Linked DNA regions of Mus musculus: all the other regions are linked to region 1. A link is a contact called in ENCODE POLR2A ChIA-PET data. All regions are on one chromosome and are shown on one strand. The core of a region is the stretch at or near the end of the contact, and the rest is flanking DNA. Distances in the headings are between cores, read along the strand shown.

Region 1 (3,240 bases), core at 303-2,802:
AGGAAATCTTGAAACACTAAGTCCCTCATTGTTGCCTAGAACTGTGGTTCAGATATTTCTCCTGTTCTCAGTAGCTCTGTGTTCACACAGTGCACACACTCAACCACCCTTGATTTGCCGGTTCCTCCCATACTGTACATATCACCAGAGAACAAGTGTATTCCTAGCCAGAAGGGCTAAGTGCCTAAGCTAAAATGTTTTCACACATACTGAGGTCCAATAAATGCTTGGCAGATGATGAACGTGCTGTTCTAACCCTGGATTTTCACTTCAAGGGAAAGCAGTACAAAGAGCTACAGCTGACAGTTCTGATACTAACTAACCTCTATCTAATATATTCTCTCTCTCTCTCTCTCTCTCTCTCTCTCTCTCTCTCACACACACACACACACACACACACACACACACCCTCTTGATCTTTCAAAACGCTTCTGACTCCCTTGCTGCGTCCTTCCACAGCACCCTCACCACATTTGTAACTATTTCTTAACTGTCTTTCACTGCTAACTCGATGGGGGCAATGACTAGACTTTTCAAAGCTGTATTCGATGACATTTTCCATGTTGCCAACACAGAATAAACACAGCGATCCTACGACCACAGGCACTTGGCAACTGTGCCAGACCCAACCTGAATCATCTGACTTCAGATCCAGAAGTGGACAGCACCTCCCATAAAGTTAGCTTGGATTGCGAGTGAACAGTGGCAGTCTAAGAGTAAGGGGAGCTCACTGAACGTAAACGCAGGGCTTACTAGCCTACCTTAAATTTAACAGGCATTCCAAATTTTTAACTTTTTTTTTTTTTTTAGTTCTACTACCAGATAGCCTTTAACCTGCAGCTGCCCAGATCGAAAGTTAGAGAGGTTCCAAGGAAAGGAAGGATCTAGGACTGGAAACCTCTCTCTAAAACCAGATTCTTTTCTTCTCCGAGATCAAGTTACCCATCCGAGTAATGGGAACAAGACCCGGTCAGGAGGAAATTCTAAGGTCTCCCAGGGTCCATTCAGTTGGTTAGGATGCCTTTAGGAATCAGGCCTCCGCGGAGGCTGATAGGCAGAGCTGCGAAATCAAGGAGAAAGTGGCTTCCCCAAGACCTCCTGGTTCAATCTGGTACCCCAGCCCCACCTCAAGAGACCGCACCCAGGAGCCCGGGATGGCCGAAGGGCCCAAACCCCGGCCTTTCAGCAAGACTCCTCAAACGCGCGTAGGCTAGCACAGCCTTTACTAACGGCCAGGACCCGGTGGGCCCCAAAGACCATCCCAATCCTTATCCAACCACCAACCCTCACCTTAAGAGTTCCGCCTCACCTCCGGACTGCGATCAGCCGCTCTCCACTTCCGGCAAGAACCGCCCAGCGGTCTTCGCGCGACCCACTTCCGGGCCCTCACTGGGCGCGGCACCCCCACCGGAAATGAACCACTGGCTGTAACGCTAGCCCGGGGGAGAGGAAGAAGTTTGGCCGCTCCGCTCGTGACTCCGCCCTCATTCCCCGCCACCGGAGAGAGAATCTGGCTTAGGAGCGTTTGGAAAAGGGCTCCGCCTCCAAGGGAGGTGGGGGAGGAAAACTCGGGGAAGGGGCGTGTCCACGGTTGGTCACGCCCCGAGGCCCAGACCAATAAGGAGCTGGAGTTCCTAACCAAGCCCCACCTCCTCAAAGGAAGACAGCTGAGTGGCTGCTTGTTTTGTCAATTTGTGCTCGGAGACTGAGGTCGTTACGTTTTTAGCCTCAGTCCGGAAGAGGTTCAGGGAACAACAGTGGGGCTAGAAGGCTCTGAGACCCAGTGTCTGGTGGTTGGGGGGACCGGGACCAAATTTCGCCCCTGGCTGGGCGTGCAAGCCTTGGTTTCCCTGTCTGTAGTACAGAAAAGCAATGGACTCGGTCGCGGAGGCTAATAGAGTAGGCTTTGAGCGTCTGGGCATGCTCGCCCTCGCTCGATTCCGAGGCTAGGGCTGGGAAGGTGGAGAAAATCTTCCACTCGCGCCCCACTTCCTGTTTGCTCTGTGCGTTTTGTGACCATAGATGGTCAGGTCCGTGGCTGTGCTTAAGCTTCCGCCTCAGGCTTCGGAGTTCTTCCTCCCACCCTGTAGGGTGTGGTCCCTGAAATGAAATGAGCAAAATTAAAGGAGATCTTGTCCCATTCCTTAAAAATCTTGCTTTTGAGGCTTCATCGCCCCAAGCTATGTATGCCCAGCTGGCTGCTAATGAGCCCGTGTGCGATTCAGAGCTGTAACTGCAGCCTGCAGGGCAGTCTTCGCCTCCCTGCTTCTTAGACGGGGGATCGCGTCTTTGTTTCCTCCGGACTTAACACTTTCCAACCGGTCATTATCCTCCCACAAAGATTTATTTCTAGAAAAAAAATTGGCGAGTGCTGTGCTATGGTTCCTACCCCTTCGACTGGATGACTGACAACTCCGCGTTCAAGTTGAATGCAGGTGTTATATGCCAGAGTCAATCATTCAACAAATACAGTTCATGTAATAATAGCTACCATTTACTGTGCGCTGACTACATGCCAGGCTTGTGCTGAGCGCTCAAACCATTTTCATTTAATCCTAATAGCAACTCTCTGCGGTAGGTACCATTACATCCTCGGAGCTTCAAATGAGGAAGCTGAATAACTTGCCAAGGTCACAAAGTAGATGTTGAAACTTTAAACAGAGCACGCATTTGACTGTCTTAGAACCAATGAATTTAATCATCCCCAGTGATAGATAGATCTGGGAACATTTGAGGCATTGGGTGCCTCTGGTTGTAGACGTAAGTTGTTCCATTCCTGACTCCGAGCCCTTTACTAGCGTCCCGACTTTGATCAAGGTGCTTTGGACAATTTACTGGCCTCCCCCAGTTTATGACTCCCAGTTTGTTTAAAACAGAAATGACAACATACCAAATTATGGCACAAAAATCATCCGTTTATAATATGTTCATTTCAGGGGCAGGTGTGGTAATGCTCACCTTTAGTTCCAGCACCCGGGAAGCAGAGGCAGGTTGATTTTGTGAGTTCAAGGCCAGCCTGGTCTACATAATGAGTTCCAGACACAGTGAGACCCTGCCTCAAACAAACAAATACATTTGGGCTGGAAAGATGACTCAACTGGAGAAAGACATCTGCTTCCAAATCCTGAGTTTGATTCCCCAACACCTACCTGACAGAAGGAGAGAAGACTTCAAAAAGTCATTCATGGTCCATGTGGGTTCAATCTCTCACACAACAAATAAAATTTTTGTTTTATTTTC
Region 2 (3,240 bases), core at 387-2,886, 250 kb after region 1:
CCCACACAACAGTGCCAACTAGAAAGTCAGTAGAACATTTCTTGCATATGTTTCTGCTGTAGCCCAGACTGACCTTAAACTCTATCCTCCCGCTGCAGCCTCTGAATTGCTAGGTTTACAGGCATGTGCCACCGTGGCCATCAACTACTCTACTGGTTTTTAGGGGGTGGGGAGATTCCCCAGACTCAGAGTTTAAAGATCTTGCTATTCCCACCCTGTCTCTCTCCTCTCTGCCCCTCTGCCTCTCTGTGTGTGTCTCTGCCCCTCTGCCTCTCTGTGTGTGTCTCTGTGTGTGTCTCTGCCCCTCTGCCTCTCTGTGTGTGTCTCTGTGTGTGTCTCTGCCCCTCTGCCCCTCTGTGTGTGTCTCTGTGTGTGTCTCTGCCCCTCTGTGTGTGTCTCTGTGTGATTAGTGCTGGGAACTGAAACCAAAGCCTCATATGGTGGGCAAGAATTCTACTAGAACTTAAGAATGTAAATTTAGAACTGGAATGTGACTTTAATTCTTTCCCTATCGGAGGGTAATGAGCGTTAAAGACACTCAAATGACCCACCTGTTTCATAGTCCAGAGGAATTTGAATATCTGTGATGTCTCCAAAGGGGATAAATGCAGCATGAAGAACCTTGTCGTCCACCTCTTCTGCCAGCCCGCCTGCAAATGAGCCAAGGACCTTCTGAGCCGCTGTCCTACACACTCAGAGGTCCCTGCACACCAGGGACTTTGCCTGTCACTGGTATGACAGGCAAAGGGAGGGATCTTTCCATCCAGTCCTTTGTCTACACAAACATCTCTCTCTACAGCCTACCCACACTACTTTCCTTTCTTCAATCTCCTTTTAAACAGTTCTGATTCGATCTCCAACTCTTGTGAAAGCTTTGTAACTGACCTCTCTGCCTCAATTCCTTCCTCCAACCGCCCCCCCCCAACCAAATATAAGTGGAAATGAATCCATCGGTTCTCTTAGACTTCAAAGTCTTAAATGTCACTGTCCTCAAGATAAAGTGAGAGCTCCTTGGTAGTGTACACAGGGTTATCATCCGACTCTCGCCGATCTCTCTTGTATCTTCCATTTTGTTTTCCCCAATTTCCCTGAGTTTCTCGAAAAATGACCCAGCTGCCCCTAGGCGCCAGGCTCTTTTACGCCTTTGAGCTTCGGCTCCGGTGCAGCGAACAGCTTTGCCTCTACTCTGACTCTTTGCCCAACTCCTGCTCAACTTCTGCGTCCCGGCAACAGAAAGTTTGCCCTCACCCAAGTTCCTGTCATCATTGTTAGTCCCTATTACAACGCTAGGGTGTGTAGGTTATTTCCCACTTTCTCCTAGATAGTCTGGTAACTCCTCCTTTAGGGCAGAGATCCAGCCATTCCGCACTGAATGTTTGTAAAACGAATGGGCGGGAGGGATTTGGAAGCCCAAAATTCTTGTCACTCGTCGGGGTTCCTGTGCGCTTAGTGGACTAGGAAGGTCGCCGGAATTGTCCTTCCATCTCGGGCTCACACCCTCAGGCCCAGCAAGCCCTCCATAGACCCCGGCTGCTTTCCCCCTTTCCCACATTGCTCAGACTAAGTCTAGCTCCCGCGCCTGCTCACCCACGTACAGCACACGCTTGGTGGTGGCCATCTTGCTCGCGCCCGTTTCCGCCGGAAGCCGGCACTCGGCCGGCCCCCTCGCCGTCGCCCCTCCCCTTAGGTCGGGGCGGGTCTTTGTGCGGCTGCAGGCTCCGCCCCTTCTTGGCTGTAGCTCCCAGAGCTGGAAGGAAACAAACCTTGGTCTGATCAACCTAGATATTAACGGCAATTGAACCATTACCAACACACTATGGTCCGGGCTGTCCAGGCAGCTGTTTTTGGCCAATTCGGGAGCCAAGAACGGTTTTTACACTTTGAACCGGGGTGAGGCGAAGGATCGACAATATTTCTTGAGAGATGAAAATTATATGAAATTAAAATTTCAATATCACGAAGTTTAATTGTTAGAGTATAGCCACATCCGTTCCTTTTCTATTGTCTGGCTGCTTTCATGTTACAAAGGGAAGAGACCTGTTCCTCCCACGGCCATTGATATTTTACCATCTGGCCCTTTGGGCAAAGTGTTTGCTATACTCTTGTTCTAACGTAATATTTAAATTTATAGGTTCTCAATAGCAGTACAAAACAGTAGGATCACATTTGTTTGCTTGTTAGAGTATCCCACTATGCCTTCCAGATCTCAGCCTCCCCAGTGCTGAAATCCCAATTGAATACCACCAACCTACCTCAAATAGAAATTTAACAAGTTTTATTTTATGTATTTATTTTGAGACTGGATCTTCCTATGTAGTCCTGAATATCTTGGAATTCACTATGTAAACCAGGCTGACCTTGAACTTACAGAGATCTCTTCCTGAGGGTTGGGACTAAAAGCATATACCACCACAGGAAGCTTTGCTGTATTGTTAAAGGGCTCTAGCAGGCCCAAGCTTGGTAAGCACAGGTGTGGCAGGCCTTGTCCTTCTCCCCATTCCCTCTGCCTTGCTAATAAACAAACAAACAAACAGGGTTATATTCCTAAAGCTAGCCGTAGGCCAAATAAGGTCTATTCCCTTATTTGGCCTCCTCCTGAGGATGATCACCAAGGTCCAGCTATCAAAGTATTAAAGTTCAACAATTGTATTAGTCAGGGTTCTCTAGAGTCACAGAACTGTGGGTAGTCTCTATATAGTAAAGGAATTTAATCTTAATCTTTGATCTCCCTGTCTTAATCTTCTGAAATCCATAGCCACTATGCCTCAAGATCTCCATACTGAGATCCAGGTCAGAAACTTCTATCTCTCAGCCTCCAGATTAGGGTCACTGATGAGCCTTCCAATTCTGGATTGTAGTTCATTCCAGATATAGTCAAGTTGACAACCAGAAATAGCCACTACAACAGTCAAATCCCCCCTTGGCCTACCCTAATTAATACGGTCAACCAAAACATGACCACCACATCCTAGCCATTCTATCACAGATTCCCCTCTTTTTCCTCTTAAAAAAACATCACACCCACAAGGTCATTTGCTGCTGCTGTCTGCCTGAGCGGAGAACAGTCACTTTCCCCTGCTCAGTAAAGGATCTCTCTATGGAAATAGGTGTTTGAGTGTGGTTTGTGCCTAACCCAGTGTTCAAGAGGGAACACTGTGTGCGGGTCCCTTCAGTTACGGTGCTGGAGATCAGACGTAGAGCTGAAGACCATTCCTCGGCAAATATTCTACCACTGATCCA
Region 3 (3,240 bases), core at 385-2,884, 130 kb after region 1:
TCAGCGGCCCCATGCTGAGGCACCTCCTCCTGCTGCATCATGCCACCACATTACAAAACATATCAGACTACTCGTGGCTTTACCTAGGAGCTAGACCGAAGCAGTCTCAGAGAAAAAGCACTTATGCCCCCGCCCCCATCCCAAGTGCTGACTGAACCCAGAGCCTCATGCTGACTAAGCAAATGCTCTACCACTAAACCTGCATCCTCAGACCCCTTAAACTGCCCAACTAGCTAGAGGTTAGCAGAAGGGGTATTTAAGCATCTTTACACGTTATTGAAAGATTCTCTGCCCTTAGGCTTTTGCTCTTACTTATTTAGGGAGGCAGATGGGATTGTACAATTATAATAACACAAACTGTTTAACAAATGGTGGTTGTTATGTGCCAGTGCATTTGAAGCAAGCACTTTCCAGACATTATTTCACCTTTTCCTTATGGCAATCCTTGGAAGAATGGAAAGATAAAATTGCTGAGGTTAAGAGGTGAAGTAAGGGTCTGAAGTGTGCTCAGCTCAGTGCTAGAGTGTATATTCAGCACCCAGGGGGGGCCTGGGTTCAGTCTTCAGACAAAGAGAAAAAAAAATGCTGCTAATGGAATTAATTCTGATGAGAATTAATCAGCTCTCAGCTGATAAGTCTGAGAGCTGGAATTTGAATCTAGGTTCATCGGGTTCCATAACCATTCTTTCTTAATTTTAAACTTCAGTGTGTGTGGTGTGTGTGTGTGTGTGTGTGTGTGTGTGTGTGTGTGTGTGTGTACAGAGGTCAGCATCAGCTCTCTCCTTCCACATGCGGATCCTGGAGATTGAACTCAGGTCATCAGATCTGGCTGCCAGCAACTTTACATGTTAAACCATCTCTCTGGATTCTTAAAGCCATTTCTCAAAGTGGTGTGTGGAATCTTGAAGTCTGGCCATCCTTGATTCTGATTTTTCTTTCCCTCACTTGTATCTGCTTTACCCTTTGATTTTCTTCTGCTTCCTCTTCTAATTTTTGGGTTGTCATTCACTTGCTTGTTCTTTTGCTTTTAAGCCTATCTCTTGACTGCTTTATGCCAACGCAGAGCTTTGTCCTGCTTTCTGATTGTGTCTAAATGAGTGTGGAATTCAAACATTAGAGCCATGCTCTTGACTGAGAATTGGACAGATCTGATTTTGAAGAATGACTGAGAATCGGACACTCTCTGAGCTTATTAAATCCAACGCTAAGGTAGGCAAGTCGTTTCTCTGTCCATTTAATCATTGGTGGGTGCCTGTGCTAGGCACAGGAGACTCAGCAATGAACTAGTCAGAATGTGCTTCTTGTCTTTGTGAAATTAACAGCCTGTGGTAGAACTCAGACAATAAACCAGAGGCCAGTTATACAGTTTTATTCTTGAATTAATGCTATGAGGAAAAAGAATTGGGTGCCTGGACGCAATGTAGACAGAAATATTTTAGATGGGCTGCCATCTCTCCTTTGAGAAAGCAAGTCGGTGGGCTAATCTCAGCTAGTCGAAGGCAGTTACGTCATGGGCCTCCTAAGCTTGGTACCTTTGTCCCACAGTTTCCTCCTTTCCACCCTCCCCGCGTTCTGAGCCGGAGATCCGCGCCGGCGCACTGACTGTTGCCATGGGGACAGCTGCTTCGGCGCATGCTCAGATGCCTTCAAGATGGCGGCTGCGGCTGCTGCACGAGCAGTTCCTGTGAGCTCTGGATTCCGAGGCCTGCGGCGAACACTGCCACTTGTAGTGATTCTCGGGGCTACTGGGACTGGCAAGTCCACCCTGGCTCTGCAGTTAGGCCAGCGGCTCGGCGGCGAGATCGTCAGCGCCGACTCCATGCAGGTATGGCAGCGTGCTTGGCCCGGGGGCCTGGGAACCCTGGAGGTCGCGTGCGGGCCTCTGGACTAGGGGACACCCTGTCGCGTGGCTGTAGTGGGTGAACCTCGAGGCGTATGGGGATCCAGATGAAAGGAACCCACACCTGCTAGGTACCCATTCCAATGGCAGACAGTGTCCATTGTGTCCTGTGATCGCTAAGTAACTTCTCAGGCCATTACTCTTTCGTAGATAGTACCAACAGTTTCATTTATGGATAAAAATGTTGGGGGCTGGGGAGGTGAAGTGACCTTGTGCGTGGCACATTGCAAATAAATGGAGGAGAGATAGTGGAACGTTTAAGGTTGACATCCGGTGAATTTCAGTAAGTTAATTATTCCCAAATTTTGCCATAATTCTAATTCTAGCCCAAGGTAAGTCAGATGCCACCTGTGAGTGTCTTCTTGGGCACTAGAGCAGTCAGAGGCAGCCACTGGCTTCGTGACTTCAGATCAACAGTGCCCTTTACTTGAATATTATATTTGTAAAGTGGAGGAAATGTCATTTGCCCCACAATCACAAGGCTAAAGTATTTAATAAGTGAGACATTGGAGTGTTACAGTGGAGAGAGGGAGGCCAGCTCGAAGGTCAGACATTGTGGTAAATATTGGCTGAACCTGAGGGCTTTTTTGTTTATTTGTTTTTGTTTTTTAATCCTTTTGTCCTCTTTGCGAGAGGACTTTCGGGGATGTAGGAGCATTTGAGCTAGAGAGTAGGTGACATTTTGGGTGAATGTGAGAAGAATTACAACAGCTGTTAGGCATGTTCAAAGGTGTCGAACATATACAACCAGTCGCAGAACTCATGGTTAGTAACCTAAAATTAGTAATTAATTCTTTGCCCCACTTTACCTCATAAGGCTCCTGACATTGTTTCTACCCTCATAATTTATTTTTCCATGATAAGATCATCAGCTTATACTAAAAGGTAAGGTAATGTAACAAATAGTTGTTTGCAGCCTGCTTTGTGCCAGCTTAGGGAGATAAAGAGTTTAGCTTGAACTGAATCTCAGCCAGATTTTTTTTCCCCCAACTTTTTGCTACATGAACAAAGATACCTTTGTTCCTTTGCTAAAATAGGAAGAATATAAAAAACAACCTTGTGATCATTAAATGAAATATATGTGAAGCACTTATTACAAGTGTTTAAAAAATATGTTAACAGTGAAAACTATGGTGACTGTGTGTGTGTGTGTATATGTACATTAGACCAAACTCCTTATATTGGGGAATGTTAGTCTGGCTAAACATAGAGTAAGACAGAGCTAATAAGTGAACAGAGCTACTTATAGAGCATTTTCAGGTGGGCGGGTTCAGAAGATCAGAAGAGACTACAAGTGCTGGATTTCGTGATAGACTATTAAATTTGGTAGAATTCTTGAG

The links. ChIA-PET counts read pairs that join two places held with the same protein, here RNA polymerase II (POLR2A).
Region 2: POLR2A ChIA-PET joins it to region 1 with 11 read pairs in embryonic stem cell. The contact joins the promoter of Ppie here to the promoter of Cap1 in region 1. POLR2A ChIA-PET finds 5 or more read pairs at or near these places in 3 of 5 experiments (Patski and embryonic stem cell).
Region 3: POLR2A ChIA-PET joins it to region 1 with 21 read pairs in Patski. The contact joins the promoter of Trit1 here to the promoter of Cap1 in region 1. POLR2A ChIA-PET finds 5 or more read pairs at or near these places in 3 of 5 experiments (Patski and embryonic stem cell).

The regions. Positions count from the first base shown.
Region 1 is chr4:122,884,524-122,887,763 of GRCm38, forward strand. It overlaps Cap1 (CAP, adenylate cyclase-associated protein 1 (yeast)), which reads right to left and starts at 1,553. Exons shown (of 13, transcript NM_001358035.1): 1 at 1,291-1,553.
Region 2 is chr4:123,138,315-123,141,554 of GRCm38, forward strand. It overlaps Ppie (peptidylprolyl isomerase E (cyclophilin E)), which reads right to left and starts at 1,637. Exons shown (of 10, transcript NM_019489.6): 1 at 1,588-1,637; 2 at 552-650. The coding sequence starts at 1,618.
Region 3 is chr4:123,014,959-123,018,198 of GRCm38, forward strand. Trit1 (tRNA isopentenyltransferase 1) reads left to right here and starts at 1,635. Exons shown (of 11, transcript NM_025873.3): 1 at 1,635-1,825. The coding sequence starts at 1,652.